2 separate regions of the Homo sapiens genome follow, and region 1 is linked to region 2. The links are chromatin loops, found by intact Hi-C in ENCODE. Cell type or tissue: A673. All regions are shown on one strand.

The links. Hi-C counts contacts between places; a loop is a spot of excess contacts. Peaks named below come from ENCODE experiments on the same cell type or tissue, not always from the same donor. Only the 100,000 strongest peaks of a DNase experiment are listed, where the experiment ranks them.
Region 1: a loop joins it to region 2, with 3 times the contacts of the local background. A loop is called at or near these places in 5 of 110 quality-filtered maps.

What each region holds. Positions count from the first base shown.
Region 1 is chr4:31,688,137-31,696,136 of GRCh38, reverse strand. No RefSeq gene overlaps it. Among named protein-coding and RNA genes, the nearest start is that of LINC02501, 190 kb to the right of the region's middle. In A673, a CTCF peak has its summit at 3,544 (motif pointing right); no DNase peak of the experiment used is centred here.
Region 2 is chr4:30,709,654-30,717,653 of GRCh38, reverse strand. LOC124900844 reads left to right here. Exons shown (of 1, transcript XM_047416545.1): 1 at 1-1,023. The coding sequence ends at 313. Among named protein-coding and RNA genes, the nearest start is that of PCDH7, 6.7 kb to the left of the region's middle. In A673, CTCF peaks have their summits at 1,405, 2,848 and 3,047 (motif pointing left); DNase peaks (open chromatin) are centred at 423, 1,393 and 3,033; H3K4me3 peaks cover 1,275 bases; H3K27ac peaks cover 2,738 bases.

The DNA.
Region 1 (8,000 bases), 980 kb before region 2:
CTGTGACAACAGAGACAAACCCTGGTAAGTGAAAAAAGCCAAACATGGATAGAGAGATATTTTAGGAACATATTATCATCTAAACTTAAAGTCATAGAAGAAGAGAGTAGAATAGCAGTTACTAGATAATGAGGGTTAAGAGAAATGGGGAGATGTTGAACAAAGAGTGCAAACCTCCTGTTATAACAGGAATTGTTGGGGGATCTAATGTTCAGCATGGTGACTGTAGTTCTTAATATTGTATTGTTTACTTGAAATTTGCTAGAAGAATAGATTGTTAGTGTCCTTAACATGCACACACACACACACACACACACACACACACACACACATTAACTATATGTGGGTGATAGAGGTGTTAATTAATTCCACTGTGATCATTTTTACAATATACACATCTATCAAATAATCATGTTGCATATTTTGCATATATACAATTTTTCTTTGTCAATTTTACCTCAATAAAGCTAGAAAAAATGTTTGTCTAGCTCATAATTAATGAAAAAGCCAGTAAAATGTAAAAACTGGCTCAAAGAGAATGCAAAAAGCAGATACATTTTTGGGCAATTAGGAAAGTCAAATAAATATGTTTATAAATGCAAAACTAGATGTTTTAAAAAAGGGAGGTTATCAATTGCACCTCTAACAGACAAATTCATTTGTATTTCTGTGGAAGAGAATAAATTACATTACTATTCATTTTCAACATCTTAGAGAGTAATAAAATAAGTCAAAGACAATGAAAGGCAGAGACTCCATACAATAATGTAACCCAGAATAGGTTATAGTTTTTCAATGAAAAGATACTTTTTAGTCTATTTCAAAGTATTTTACAGAGTTTAAATGACATGACATTTTTGTACATTTAAATACTGCGAATATTTTCTATGCGCATTTTTTGAAATACAACCAGTATAAAAGCAAAATATACAGAATGAAAGTGGAATTTTATACACAGATCTGATTTATGGCTTACTTAATATATTGTTTTGATAAGACAGAAGGAAATATCACAAATATGGTTTTCTCCCACAAGACTTTCTCCTACTTCATTTCTAGTAATGGCACCTCTATTGGCCTTTAGGGAAAATGTGTCTCTCAATAGTAGACAATGTTTTGATCATGGAATTAATAAATTTAGGCTTTGATTTAGTGTGTTAATTAGAAAAATGCAGTAAGTGAATACAGGAAATGAATACATTAGGTAAAATTAGACAATGTAATACTCATCTAGCAGAGGGAAAAAATAAGTCACAATGGTTGATAGAATATAAGTCATGGAGAAGATGAAAACAAGCAAAAAATAGTATGCAAAACAGAAATAATCCCAAATATAATAGAAACTAAAATATATGTACAAGCATACCTCAGAAAATTGTAGGTTCAGTTTCAGACCATAATAAAGCAAGAATGAAGCACATGAATTTGGGGGTTTGCATTGCATATAAAAGGCTTATTCTATACTGTTTATACTATACTGTAGTCCATTAAGTGTGCAATGGCATTATGTCCAAAAAAGTACCTATTTTACTTCAAAAAGACTTTGTTGCTAAAAACAGCTAATAGTTTTCTGAGATTTCAGTGAGTAATAATCTTTTTGCTGGTGGAGGGCCTTGCCTTGATGTTGGTGGCTGCTAACTGATCAGGGTGGTGGTTGCTGGAAGTTGAGGTGGCTGTGGCAATTTCTTAAAATAAGACAACAATATACTTTGCCCCATTATTTAACTCCTCCTTTCAGGAAAGATTTTTCTCTAGCATGTGATGTTGCTTGATAGCATTTTACCCACTAGAACGTCTTCCAAATTTGGAATTAATCCTCTCAAACACTGCAAATGCTTTATAAATTAAGTTTTCATGTGATATTCTAAATCCTCTGTTGTCATTTGTTGTCATTTCGACAATGTTCATAGTATTTTCACCAGGTGTAGATTATGTCTCAAGAAACCACTTTCTTTGCTCATCCATAAGAATCGACTCTTCATCTGTTCAAGTTTTATCATGAGATTGCAGCAATTCAGACACATCTTCCGACTCCACTTCTAATTCTAGCCTCTTGCTATTTTCACCTGCCATTTCCCTCTGTATTTATTTCCTCCATGAAGTCTTGAACCCCTCAAAGTCATCCATGAAGGTTGGAATCAACTTCTTCCAACTTCTGGTAATGATATTTTGACCTCCTTCCATGAATCATAAATTTACATAATGACATCTAGAATGATGACTTATTTTCAGAAGGTTTTCAGTTTACTTTGCCCAGATCCACCAGAGGAACCACTATCTATGACAGCCATAAACTTACAAAATGTATTTCTTAACTAATAAGACTTGAAAGTTGAAATTATCCCCTGATCTATGGGGTAAAAAATGGATATTGTGTTCAGAAGTATGAAAACAACATGAATCTCCTCATACATCTCCATGAGAGCTCTTGGGTGACCAGGTACATTGTTAATGAGCAGTACTATTTTGAATGGAATCTTTTTCTTCTGAGCAGTAAGTCTCAAAAGTGGGCTTAAAATATTCAGTAAACCGTGCTGTAAACAGATGTACTGTCATCCAGGTTTTGATATTCTATGCCAGAGCACTGGCAGAATAGATTTAGCATCATTCTTAAGGATCCAAGGATTTTTGGAATGGTAAATGAACATAAGCTTCCACTTAAAGTCACCAGTTGAATTAACCCCTAACAAAAGAATGAGCCTGTCCTTTGAAGTTTTGAAGCCACGGCCATGTATTGACTTTTCCCCTCCAGCCCTCAAAGTTACAGATGACATCTTCTTTCTTTTCTTTTCTTTTTTTTTTTAAGATGGAGTTTCACTCTTGTTGCCCAGGCTGGAGTGCAATGGTGCTATCTTGGCTCACCACAGCCTCCGACTCCTGGGTTCAAGTGATTCTCCTGCCACAGCCTCCCGAGTAGCTGGAATTACAAGCATACACCACCACACCGGGCTAATTTTGTATTTTTAGTAGAGACGAGGTTTCTCCATATTGGTCAGGCTGGTCTCAAATTCCCGACCTTGCCCGCCTTGGCCTCTGGAAGTGCTGGGATTACAGGCATGAGCCACCGCAGATGGCATATTCTTTCCATAAAAAGGTGGTTTTGTCTACATTGAAAATTTGTTGTTTAATGTAGCTACCTTCATCAATGATCTTAGCTAGATCTTCTGGATAACTTGCTGCAGTTTCTATATCAGCACTTGCTGATTCACCTTGTACTTTCATGTTACAGAGAGCTTCTTTTCTTAATCCTCATGACCCAACCTCTGTTTGAATTTTCTTCAAGAACATTTCCTTTGCATTCACAGCTTGGCTATTTGGCACAAGAGACCTAACTTTCGGCCTATCTTGGCTTTTGGCATGCTTTCCCCACTAAGCATAATCATGTCCAGCGTTTGATTTAGTGTGAGACAGATGCAATGCTTCCTTTCACTTGAACATTTAGAGGCCATTGTAAGGTTATTAATTGGCCTGATTTCAATTTTGTGTCTCAGGAATAGGGAGACCAGAGAAGAGGGAGAGAGATGGGGCAATGCCCGGTAGGTGGAGCACTCAGAACACACTCAGTGTTTATTGTTTCAGTTCAGTTTTATGTGGGCATAGTTTTTGGCACCCCAAAACAATTATGGTAATGAAATCAAAGTTCAATAATCACAGAAAACCATAACAGACATAATAATGAGGAAAATGTTCAAAGTATTTTGACAGTTAGAAAATATGACACAGAGACACGAAGTAAGTATGTTCTGTTGGAAAAATGGTGCCAATAGACTTTCCTGATACAGAGTTGTCACAGATCTTCACTTTGTAAAACACACAATATTTCCGAAATGCTATAAAGCAAAGTATAATATAAAAAGATATGCCTGTGCTTAGATTATACTTTTTTCTTTTTAAAAAGTGGTTCTAGATTAGACTATAGAAAAAAGCAAAATAATTATATGCTGTTACAAAAAAACCTAAAATATAATGGCACATAAAGTTTGAAAATAAAGAGGATAGAGTACATAAACTATAATTATATAGAATACATATAATATTCTACCTATAATATAGAATACATATAATTATACAAATATATATAATATAATTCAGTCATATAACAGATTATATTATACAATCTGCAAAAAGTAATGGGTCAACTTTGTAATACTGGGATACAAAAGGGTTTCTGTTATATACTGTTAAGTAAAAATCTCGAGGTATAGCACAGTCTATATAGTATGGTATCATTTGTGTTAAAAAATTAATGTGTATTTGTTTGCATATGTGTACTTATATACACATAGACTATCCTAGAATGATGGATAGGAAACTGACAACACTGGCTACCCCTGGAGAAGAAACTGTGTGGTTGAAGTTAGGAGTGAAAAAGAGAAGTACTAACAATTTGCAATTTTTAATTTTTATGTCTTGTACATGCAGTCAATACATTTTAAAATTTACAGTATTTTATGAGTCAACAAAAAAGTGCAAGAATGGCCAAAGGAATATGAGACAAATTGGTAAAGCAGAATGACTAAGAAGAAACAAAGAGAGGGATTTTTTTAAGGTAAAGGAAAGAATTCAAGGGAAAGATATTTTAGGCTTGAACCAAAGTAAATCTAACAAAATAGTCTAAATATATAAAACAGTTAAGTATATTAAGAGAAAATGTTTTAAAATACACAATTATAGGATATAATTTGTGGCAAATCCACCCTTCAATTTGCCTAGACATAAAAAAATGGAGATACCATTGACACACATATCTAATATAACTGAAAACACTATTAGCACTACTTCAAAATATACACAGAGTACAATCATTTCTCAACATTGTCCTACTATTTCCTGGATTCAAGCCACCATCATCTCTCAACTGAATGACTGCAACAGCCTTCTAAATGATTTCCATGAAAGCTGAGACTTATCTTTTCACATTAAAATCAGTTCATTGTGTTTGTCTCCTCCAAATTCTGCAATAGTTCTGCATTCCAGACAGGTATAGCCTTGGTAGTTCATCATAAGAATTTTGGCATTTTCTGATGGATTGTACATGTGTACTACAAAAGATTTCAAGCTTTTTGGGCATGAGCAATTGAAAGAATAGATTTTCTACCAGTATCCTCCTTATGACACATTGAAGTTTCTCAGTGAATAGTAATTAAATGTACTGAAGAATGACTGAGTAAATAAATCTTCTGATATGCTTTTCTTAGAAATAGAAAGACCAGGCAACTTAAAAGATACAAGATATAGTAAACATTCATAATGCTAGCACTAAAACTGATGTAACAGACATACAGAGTAACATTATTCCCCAAATTAGTGCATATTCTTTTCAAAAATATATAAAACTTTTGCAAGAAATAGTAGCATAATAATCCTTGAAGGAAGTAGTAAATATATTCCAAATAATCAATATCAAATATGCCACATTCTATGACAATAGTGCAGTAAATTTGATTTTAAAATGTCTTATTCCTTCAAGAAATAAGACATTCCACTCAGAAATAAACTAACATCTACCTAATTTATAGATAAAAAAGAAATAATGTTATAACACAATTATAAAATAAATTGCTAAATTTTGATACGAATAACAAATGCTAGTATTAAAAGTTATAAGATATACCCAAAAGACTTCTTAAAGATAATTATATACACATATATTATTTACATTATTTTTTAAAAAGCTACCAGAAATATAAACTAGAACTAGAGATTAGAAACTAAATACAGTAAAAGAAAGTAAAATATAAAAATAAGAATGAATTTAATAAAAGTCATACATTTAATGAATATCTCATTCTGAAAAAAGATGAATAAAATGAACAAATGTCTGACAAACTCATCTCAAACAAAACTGAGAATACAAATGCACACATATGTGCATTATTAGAAAAGACAAAATGCAAACAGTGCAAGATAAAACATAAGCTTTTAAATATCATAAAACAACACTATGATGAAAATGCATGGCAAAATAAAGCTTAAATGAAACATACAGTTTTTTTTAACAAAAAGTAGTAATTTTGTCTCAAGAAGGAATATTAAATCTGAATTATCAATATTCATTTGAATAGCAGAAACAGTAGAAATTTGCCCACACAAACTTAGTGTTTCAGGTTATGTTAATGGCAAAATGTATCAAACCTTTAAGCAAATGATGAGTCCTCTGTTATAAACACACGAAACCGTTTTACGATACTATTAACACTTTTTTACCAAAATGGGACAAGGACTGTTTAAGAAAAAAAATTATTAGCCAATTTCTCCTATGAACATTTCATGAAAAATTATTAAATTATTAACAAACTTTACTTAGCAATGTCTATTAAAAATAAGAATATGTCAAAACCAAAAAATATGAGTAAAATATATTTTATGTTTATGGTTATAAAAGAAGAGCTGAGTTAATGTTGATAATTTATTGTGTTTATTAACTATCATAAATAAATTTCTCCCTAATTAGTTATATAATAATTGTATAAATTCAAAGTAATTTTAATTGAAATCTAGTCAGTGATGTGTCCTAAATATTAAAACAAAAATATTATCTAGAATTATAAAAATAGCTCAAAACAGTGAAGAAAATGCTTTAAGAAGAAGAAACAAAGATGAAGAAAACAACCTACTTAATATCAAGATAAGTTTATCAAAATCTAAGTAATGTAGTTAATGAAATATTTTCTATAAAAGCAATAATATAAATGAAATGACCACAAAAAAATAAGGAATAGACAAATAAATTGTGATATTTGTACCAGTAAGGATAAGGCAGCCAACATGGCTGAATGAAATCTACATTCAAAATGTGGATACGTTTATAAAGGTAAATTGAAAGTGATAAATATATTACAATTTATGTAAACGTTTGAAACACAGAGAAGTACTAGTATTTATGGATACGCACGTTTACTTTTTAAAACATACATGAGAAAGATATAAAGTTACCAGAACAATACTGACATTTAGGCAAGAAGAGAAATAAATGAGACCATGAAGGTGGGGTGGGAGTGGGGACATCAAATGCATAATTAAAATGCTATTTTTTTAAAAAATGAAACAAGTAGAGCCATAAGTTAATTTTTAAAATATAGATGTTGGGTGCCTAGATGTGTATTTATTGTTCTACTCCAGTTTTCTATAGGATTGAAATAGTTCATAATTAAAAACAAAACTGATTTTAAGTAAAGAATTAAACTTTTGATAAGTTATATGTACAAAGAAACAGGTTTTAATGCCTGTTGCATTTCCTTTCTGAAAATTTATGGAAAGTCTCTTAATTTAGCTCCTATTTCTCCAACTGAGAGGAGGATCATACTGTCCAAGACTTCAAAAAAAAGAAAAGTTACAGGAATCAAAGAATCACATGAAATAACATATGTAGAGGTTTTTGTAACATGTATTTATCACAGTCCCAGATGTCAATTGCCATTATTATTCTGTTGTAAATAAAATTACTACAAGCAATATTTTATTGTATTTTTTAATCATTGCCAAGTTACTTAGAGATTAGATTCTAGCATAGGTGGAAACTGAAAAATCTGACATTCCGTGCAGTATATCTCTGGGATCATGGCCTATGTTTGTACATATTTTAGAAATGGAGATGGAGTTGGAGTTTTATAATTAATCTTCTAATATTAGTTCTGAATGTACTCAAGATTTCAAAATATGTATAGAATATACATTTTGCAAAAGATGTTGATGCAAAATCTTTATGAAACATTAGATTGACATGTGCATTGCATAAATCAAAATATTAAGAGAAGGAAAGGAGAGAATTTATGAAAAAGAAGGAAATCCCTGCAATGGGAATGGAGCAAATAATCAGCATTTTCTAAGTTGCAATAGAAGATCTCATGGAGAAATTAATTCTCTGTGGTAAATGTTTAAGGGCAGAGTGAACAAGCAATGCAATTATACATTGTAGTTTTCTGACTTACAAACCGGGAGCAAGAGGCCCCTGAGCTGGGTTGCACTGAATGGAAGGATGCTGGTCAAATAGCTTCTCT
Region 2 (8,000 bases):
GACTAGGGAGTTGCAGCGCGTCCTTCACAGTGGAGTGGTTTCCTCTTTGCGAGCGGGAGGAAGTCTCCAGCCCGCCCTCCTCACTCTCATTCCTACCAACTTCGCGGCGGAGCCAAGCCAGCGTGGGAAATGGGTCCGACGTGTGCTGCATGGAGAACAGCGAGGACAGACTGCGGGGGCCAAGAAGCCTGCTGGCTTTGCTCCCACCCCCATCAGTCCCAGGCTCCGACCTTTCTGCCAGAGCAGCAAAGAAGTGGCGGCGGCTTTGCCCTGCAGCGCCGTTCTGGGCAAGCAAAGGAAATGGGCGGGGTAGGGGTACGGGGGAGGTGAGAGGAGCCCTCGGGGCGCCCTTGCGGCGGCTGGAGCTCCCAGTCCTCTTCCGCCCCCTCTCTAGGGGCTGACACTCTCTCCTCTCGCCGGCGCAGAGGATGAATGAAGAGAGAAGCAGTTTCTCCCACCCCCGCCCCATTTCCGCAGTCTTAGAGCCAGTGTCACAAGTGCTCAGCAATTTCATTAAATGGAACCGGGAGACTTAATCCCCCCCGGTACCAGACCTCACCGAGGGAATGTGATATCCGGCTTCGCTCCCACCCACCAACCCCCCCCCCCCCCCCCCCCCGGCTTCTCAGACCCGAGGCTGCATTTATCTACTCAACCTGAGAGGAAAGGGTTCAGAAGGAAATGGGATCGAAAGTGTAACCGCCTGCAATAAATTAAAGAGCCTGCTGCTGCTGCTGCTGCTGCTGCTGCTGCTGCTGCTTTGGCGGCCAGAACTGGAGAGAGAAAATGAGATCAGTGCCCTAAAGCTTGCATCGATCAGAGTGATTAGACGTCATCGCATGTAGGAAGCAAAATGTTTGAGGGAATGTTGAAATGGAGATTTCTGTTTTTTCTTTAGTGGCTTTTTAAAAAAGAACAATAAAAGGAAATACCCCTTTGAAATCAAGATGTAAAAAATGAAATTGATTAAAATATAAATATCATCCCGTGCTAATATGCATTTAATAAAACCTTGACAAACGATTCATTTTCTGTGCCAGAAATCTTACCCTAAACTTAAAATATTCAGTAGATTTTTTTTTTTTAATTTACCTACTAACCTCGCTTGCTTAAACCTGTTTTGCCGTTAAGAAATTTCAGTGGCTGAACTGAAAAATAGCATTCAGGGTCCCTGATGTAGTTCAAGCCTCAAGAAAAGACAGTAAGAGAAGTAACTACAACAAAAGTTTATGGTTAAGAATACAAAGTAGATGCTGGAGATGTGATCTCAGGGGGCCTTTCATTTATAATAGACGCTGTATTCACAATAATATGAGAAAAAGGTTAAATACAGTAAACACGATAGCCAGTTCTGGAAAGATAAAAACAGTTTGACAGAAAAGGAGAAAGTAACTCAAGAACTCCACCAAGGGACAAACAGAGGAAATGACACTCGGATATCTCTAAATCCATTGACCTTTCATCTTTTTAAAAAGGGTCTTCTATCTGTAGACGTGTTTTCTAGGCCTTTATGATCAACCATTTCTCTAACCCCTTTCGCTAAATTTGATACTTCAGTCTTCCTTTTCTAAATAATTACTACAAACGATTGTCCTTTAAACATATATTACTTGAAAGAGTAAACATATCTGTGCATAACTATTCCAAGTATGATTCTGATCCTTGAGACTCTGAGAAACTTTAGATATATTTTACAGCCTTAAATCCATGCTTGTAGTATTAACATGTTTAGTAGACTGAAATGACTAAATTATTCATTGCAATAACAGCCTTTTTGATAGACATTAAAACTCATCAGTTTAAATAAGGAAACCACAGATTTCCTTTTAAGCAGGTAATAACTGCTTGCATCAGTGGTTATTTAATTGGTTTCTAGCCAAGACATAGAATAAGTTGTGCTGTTTAAATCAAGAAATCATATGCAAAGCTATATTTTACAGTGTATCTATAAAAGAAGCACACAGAAACTAAACTAAGTTGATTCATACTATCTACTGGATAACTATAAACATTTCCACAAGGCCGATATGAAAATCTCATTTACAAAAAAAAAAAAAAAAAGAAGAAGCTTTGAAAAATAAAATTTTAAGTGTTTATTAGCTCACACGCTGTCTGGTTTTCAGATTTCAATAGAGTGTTTTAGGTTTTAAAATAACACAGAATAAATGATTTTTACCTTAAGTTTAGCACATATTGACAGTTGATTTTTTATTCATTTTCTAAAGGTTTACATGCCAAAATATGTGCAATATAGCAGAGATTTACAAGTCATGACACACATAAAAAGATCCAGTCAGTGACTATAACTGGCATTTGTCTTTTACTTACAAGATCATTAGTTTATGAATTTTTTCAACTTTACATTAATTTTCATACATTTACAAAAATGTAAGTTGGGGGCACACAGTATTTTATAAAATCTGGATTACTTCTGGGAAAAAGACCCTTGATAGGTTAAAAGCAGTACATCCTATTATTTAGGGTCATCTGAAGCTATCTCCTTTCACTATTGATGGTAAAATTAGACCTACCAATGCCCTTTGCAGTACGAACTTGGGAGATTTGCATATTTTTACTATCGTGGCAGGATATATCAAATACTGCTGTGGATAATGACCTCTAAGCTAGATAACATGTTAAGGATTTGGGGGAGAAATTTCATTATAATTGCTTGGACAAATTTAATTCCCAAACAAATGACCTTGCTTATAACAAGAATGGTTGAAAATTATGTATTAGCTTTAGAAGTTTTAGCACCTGGCTGTGTCGACCTAGCTAGGCCACTTCTTATGTTCATTCTGAATAACAGGCGGTAGAAAACTTTATTCAAACAAATTTGATTGATTGTAATTAGGAAATACATAATGTGGGATGTTTCTAGAATGAGAAATATAAGAAATTTGACTATTTCAGCAGCAATGAATTTTCTAACGACAGATGCTGATACTTATAGGGCAGTCATTGAGAACTTTCCCCAAGTATTTCTGACTGTGGCTTCTGGGCCTAACATGGAATTGTACCTCTTGGCCCCCTTGTGGCTAGATGAGGCCATTAACCAGTTCCGGGCAGCCCTAAGTGGAAGAGGAATTTCACTTCCCTGGGAAATACGGGTGCTGGTATGTAGTCATTGTTCAACTCTGTATAAGTCAGACTGGTTGTGAATTTGACTTAGGACCAATACTTGAAGAATTCAGTAAACTTCAGGCTGACATTGATTTGGGAAAGTGGTAGTACCTTTTCGATACCCATTTCAGTGCTTTTAAAATAAATCATCCATGTAAAGCTGAATTAAGAAGCATATCAAAGTAGATAATATGGGTTCAACAATACATCCCTATAAATCAGCAGGTGTGGTGTGCTATCCAGTCACAGAGAGAAATACAATTCCATTCACAAGACAAGTTCTTCATAAAGCTACACACATTTGTATCTGGTGATTTTTAACACTATCAAACTGTTTAGTTAATATTTTTTCTAGTAACTGGTACAGAATTTGACACTCTGAACAGGACTCTTTATAAAGTATTGTTGACTCACAGTGGGATGGAAAGATAAGCATGATTCTTTGTATGTATGTTTTTTTTTTTCTTTCAGTTCTTTTTATTTCTTGGTTTGGTTGTGTAACTGATTCTCAATATTGTCTGCAAATGATTGGATAAAAAAATTGCAAAAATATAAATACAAGCTTGGAATTTGAGTAACATAGGTATAAAATAGTAAGTGTTTTGACACATTATTAAACTAACAGCACTGATTACTAACAGTATATGTTATCCAGATCTTTCTGTTCCTTAGTGATTCTTTACCTCTCTTTCCAGATGTTAGATTATGTCTGCCTGATCATGTCTGCCAATTTGGAAGGAAGGAATAGTCCTTAACCCTGCCTTTTCAGTGATATCTAATATAAAGCTTCTCTTTTTCATCTAATACCTAGGCAGCATTGTGCTTTTTTTTTTTTTTTTAGATGGAGTCTTTTTCTGTCACCCTAGCTGGGATACAGTGGCTCACTGCAACTTCTGCCTCCTGGGTTCAAGCGATTCTCCTGCCTCAGCCTTCTGAGTAGCTGGGACTACAGGGGCGCACCACCACACCCAGCTAATTTTTGTATTTTTAGTAGAGATGGGGTTTCACCATGTTGGACAGGATGGTCTTGAGCTCTTGACCTCATGATCCACCTGCATCGGCCTCCCAAAGTGCTGGGATTACGGGCGTGAGCCAACACTGCACCTGGCCACATTTTTTTAAATAAAATATATTTAAAATATAAGAGAGAGGTTAAGAGCAAAATATGCCGAACTGAAAAAGGTATCACTGAAACTAAAGCCATGCCCTTGTTTCTATTTTATTTTCTCCTATGAAACGGTATTTTCTAAAGGTCTATAAATGAAAATTGCTTTGAACTAACAAAAGTTCTTCTCTGCAGGCATCCTGGCAATTGTTTCCCAGTTCCAGAATTACCCTCCTGGCCAGACTGATTGTGATGCCAATGAGGCTCGAGCTTTCAGGGTCTCTTACTTGTACCAGCTTCTTCCAAGACCTTGAAGTTGTGGTGCAGTGAGGGAGTGTTTGCACAGTTATGAGTTTGATATTTGCAAGAGTAAGAATTTTAACTACGATAGGTTAAGAGCACGTCTTTATCTCATTCCAGTTTCCTCTTTGCCACACTACTTGTTTAAATTGTGTTAGAGAGATCACAGGCATTTTGAGGATCCAGCTAAGGGAAAGTTGAGATGGGGATACATTTAATTTGGATGTGTTAAAATGTATTTTTATGAATTCACACTCCTGTTCTCTCACAGTTCAGTTGTTGCTAGCCATCATAGTGTAGAATGGCTTCCAAGAATTTTCGCAAAATCCACTTTGCCAGCTCATCAGTATGGTCGTGCAAAGGTGCAGCGTCACAGGTTGTGATGTGATAGGTTCCCAGGCCTATGTGGGTGATAGAGTGCAATCAAGGCTTAAATGTATGGAGCCAGAAACTAGTCTGTAGAAAGCTCTTTCAATTATTAGACATGAAATTCCAAGCTAAGAAGGTGCTTTCTTATTGATGTTGAAGGGTTCAGAATATGCGACAGTGGCATAAAGGACTATTTTGAGTTGAAGACATTTGAGAATCAACAGCTGCAGAAAGAAGCTTTTTCTAAACTCTGTCTTTTTAAAAGCAATGCCTCCTGCAAATAATTCCATTGTTATAAATCCCTTCCCTGTGAGTCTCACAACCACAGAGGAGCAAATCTTAGCATCGACCTGAAGAAGTCAGCACAAGGTAGCACCTGGAAAGAGAAACAGATACTGGCATAAAACTATTATATCTAACATTTATTCTCTTAAGGGTCCATTGATCTTCCCTAAAAGTCATTTGTTTCCAGAAGTGCCCTCTGCCCTCCCCTGTACTCTATTAAGATGATATATAAGTGCCCAATTCTAACTACCTCCTTGAATCACATTTCTTTGTCAACGCCCATGTACACATACATAATTAAATCTGTTTTTCTCTTTTAATAATCTGACTTTTGCAAGCTTAATGTGCATACCCCTCAAGAACATAACCTAAACTGGTAGAGAAAAAGCTTTTCCTCTCTGACAATGTCTAATCAAAGCAAAAATCCTCTTTTGTCAGGAATTACTCAATAAGACAGCAGATATACTAAAAACATGCTATTCTTTTGAGTGTGTATGTCTTTTAAACACAAATACAAAATTTATTGGAATCCATGTTTGATGGTACAATTATGTAGTAGCAGTATTGCAAACAGCATTTGCATGAGTGGGCATAGGTCATCAAGACGGCTTACTAGAGGCACTCAGCACATCATGTTCCCTCCACACACACACACACAAAAACCAAAAAAGAACAAAAACAGTGAGTAGATAACCACATGTCAAAATAGAGCATCTAAGGGAGAACACTAGATTTTAACAAGGAAGTAACAGGGACCCTCTGAGGCAGGGAAATTCAAGATGGCAGCACAAACAGGGAAGCGAAGCAGCTGACTGAAATCAGCTCAGAGCCAGGAAAGACTTCCCATTGCAGGATAAAGGTAAGTGAAAGATCCCCAACAATCCACATTCCCTCTATAGACACCTGCAATCCTAGCTACAGAAGACCTTCTCGGGACCCAGAGTCCCTGAGCATAGTATAGGGAACTGCCTGGAATAAACACAACTACATTGCTTCAGAGAGGGAAATCATGCCAGGTCCCACCCATGCCCTGAGACCCAAGCTGTTGCAGCATGCCACTATTTTGAGAATGGGGCTGATCTCAGGCTACATCCTGTTTAATAAGCGATGCATTTTTACATTTCTGATGCACTTCCAACATCCCTTCACATTCACTCAGAATGCTGCAGTGTTGTCACACCATCTGGACCCAGCAGTGCAGCCATAACCCTGGCACACAAACCCATGAAGTACCCTACACCCTGGGCAATAAAAGGTCCAGCACATCAGGGGGACTGCCTCCAGGACACAGAGAGGCAAAACATGCATTCCCCAAAGGCTGAGAACTGCATGCCCAGGGCAACTGCCACTGACAGCAACCCCACACATACCATCTAGGGGCTTGAAGATGGGCTTGTCCAGCCCACTGTTATCGCTACTAGTACCTGCACATACCACAAAAAGCCTGAGAACCAGCCCATGCAGAGCCCCAGTCCCCAGTGAAGCCTCACCACAGCCTCCACAAATAACCACAGCCCAATCCACTGAAGAATTCACAGGCAACTCTGTTATTGAAGCCTGAAGAACTCATAGGCTGAAGAAATCAAACGAAGAGTATACCAGAGAACCCACCCAGAACAAAAGCCAAAGTACCCTACCAAAGTAATACTATAGACAGATCTATAGAAAAATGTCTTTCCCTTCAAAAGCTACTCCACAAAGTTGAAAGAAATGATTTTTACACTAAATGCGCAGATAGCAGCATGAGGACACAAGACACTAAAAAAGCAAGGAAGCACTACACCACCGAAGGAATGCATTAATTCTACAGCAAAAGACCCCATAAAAATCTATGAAGTGTCTTGACAAGGAATTCAAAATAATGATCTAAAGGTAATTCAGTGTGATAAGAGATAACACAAATAGACAATACAAAGAAATCAAGAAAACAGTGATCTGAATGAGAAATTCAGCAAAGAAAGATAGATATTGTAAAAAAAAAAAAAAAAGAGCCAAATAGAAATACTAGAACTGAAGAATGTAATTAATGAAATAAAAATACAATCAAGAGCTTCCACAACAGACTATATCAGGCAGGAAAAAGAATTTCTGAACTTGAAAACAAGTCTTTTCAAATAACTCAGTCATGTAAAGAGAGAGAGAGTAAAAAAAAAAAGTATAAAGATGAATGAAGAAAGTCTACATGACATATGGGACACTAAAAACAAATAAATATTTAAATTTTGGGAATTCCAGAAGGAGAAGAGATTTAAAAAGGCATAGAAAACCTATTCCATGAAATACATTGAATAGATTTTCCTTCTAATATGTGGAAAGCTGAAAAGTTCCCATGTATTGGGAGATACGTAGACAAACAGATACAAGGAGCTCAAACATTCCTAAATAGATTCAACTTAAAAAGTCCTCACCTAGACACATTATAGTCAAACTGTCAAAAGTAAAAGACAAAGTGAGCATTTTTAAAACAGCAAAAGAGGAGCATCTAGTTACATATAAGGGCATCTAACATATAAGCGAAGACTAATAGAAGACTTTTTTTTTTTTTAAGATGAAGTCTCTCTCTGTAGCCCAGGCTGGAGTGCAGTGGCATGATCTTGGCTCACCACAACCTTCAACTCTTGGGTTCAAGCAGTTCTCCTGCCTCAGGCTCCTGAGTAGCTGGGATCACAGGCACACACCACTGTACCTGGCAAATTTTTTTGTGTTTTTAGTACAGATGGGGTTTCACCTTGTTGGCCAGGCTCGTCTTAAACTCCTGACCTCAGGTAATCCATCCACCTTGGCCTCCCAAAGTGCTAGAATTACAGGGATGAACCAC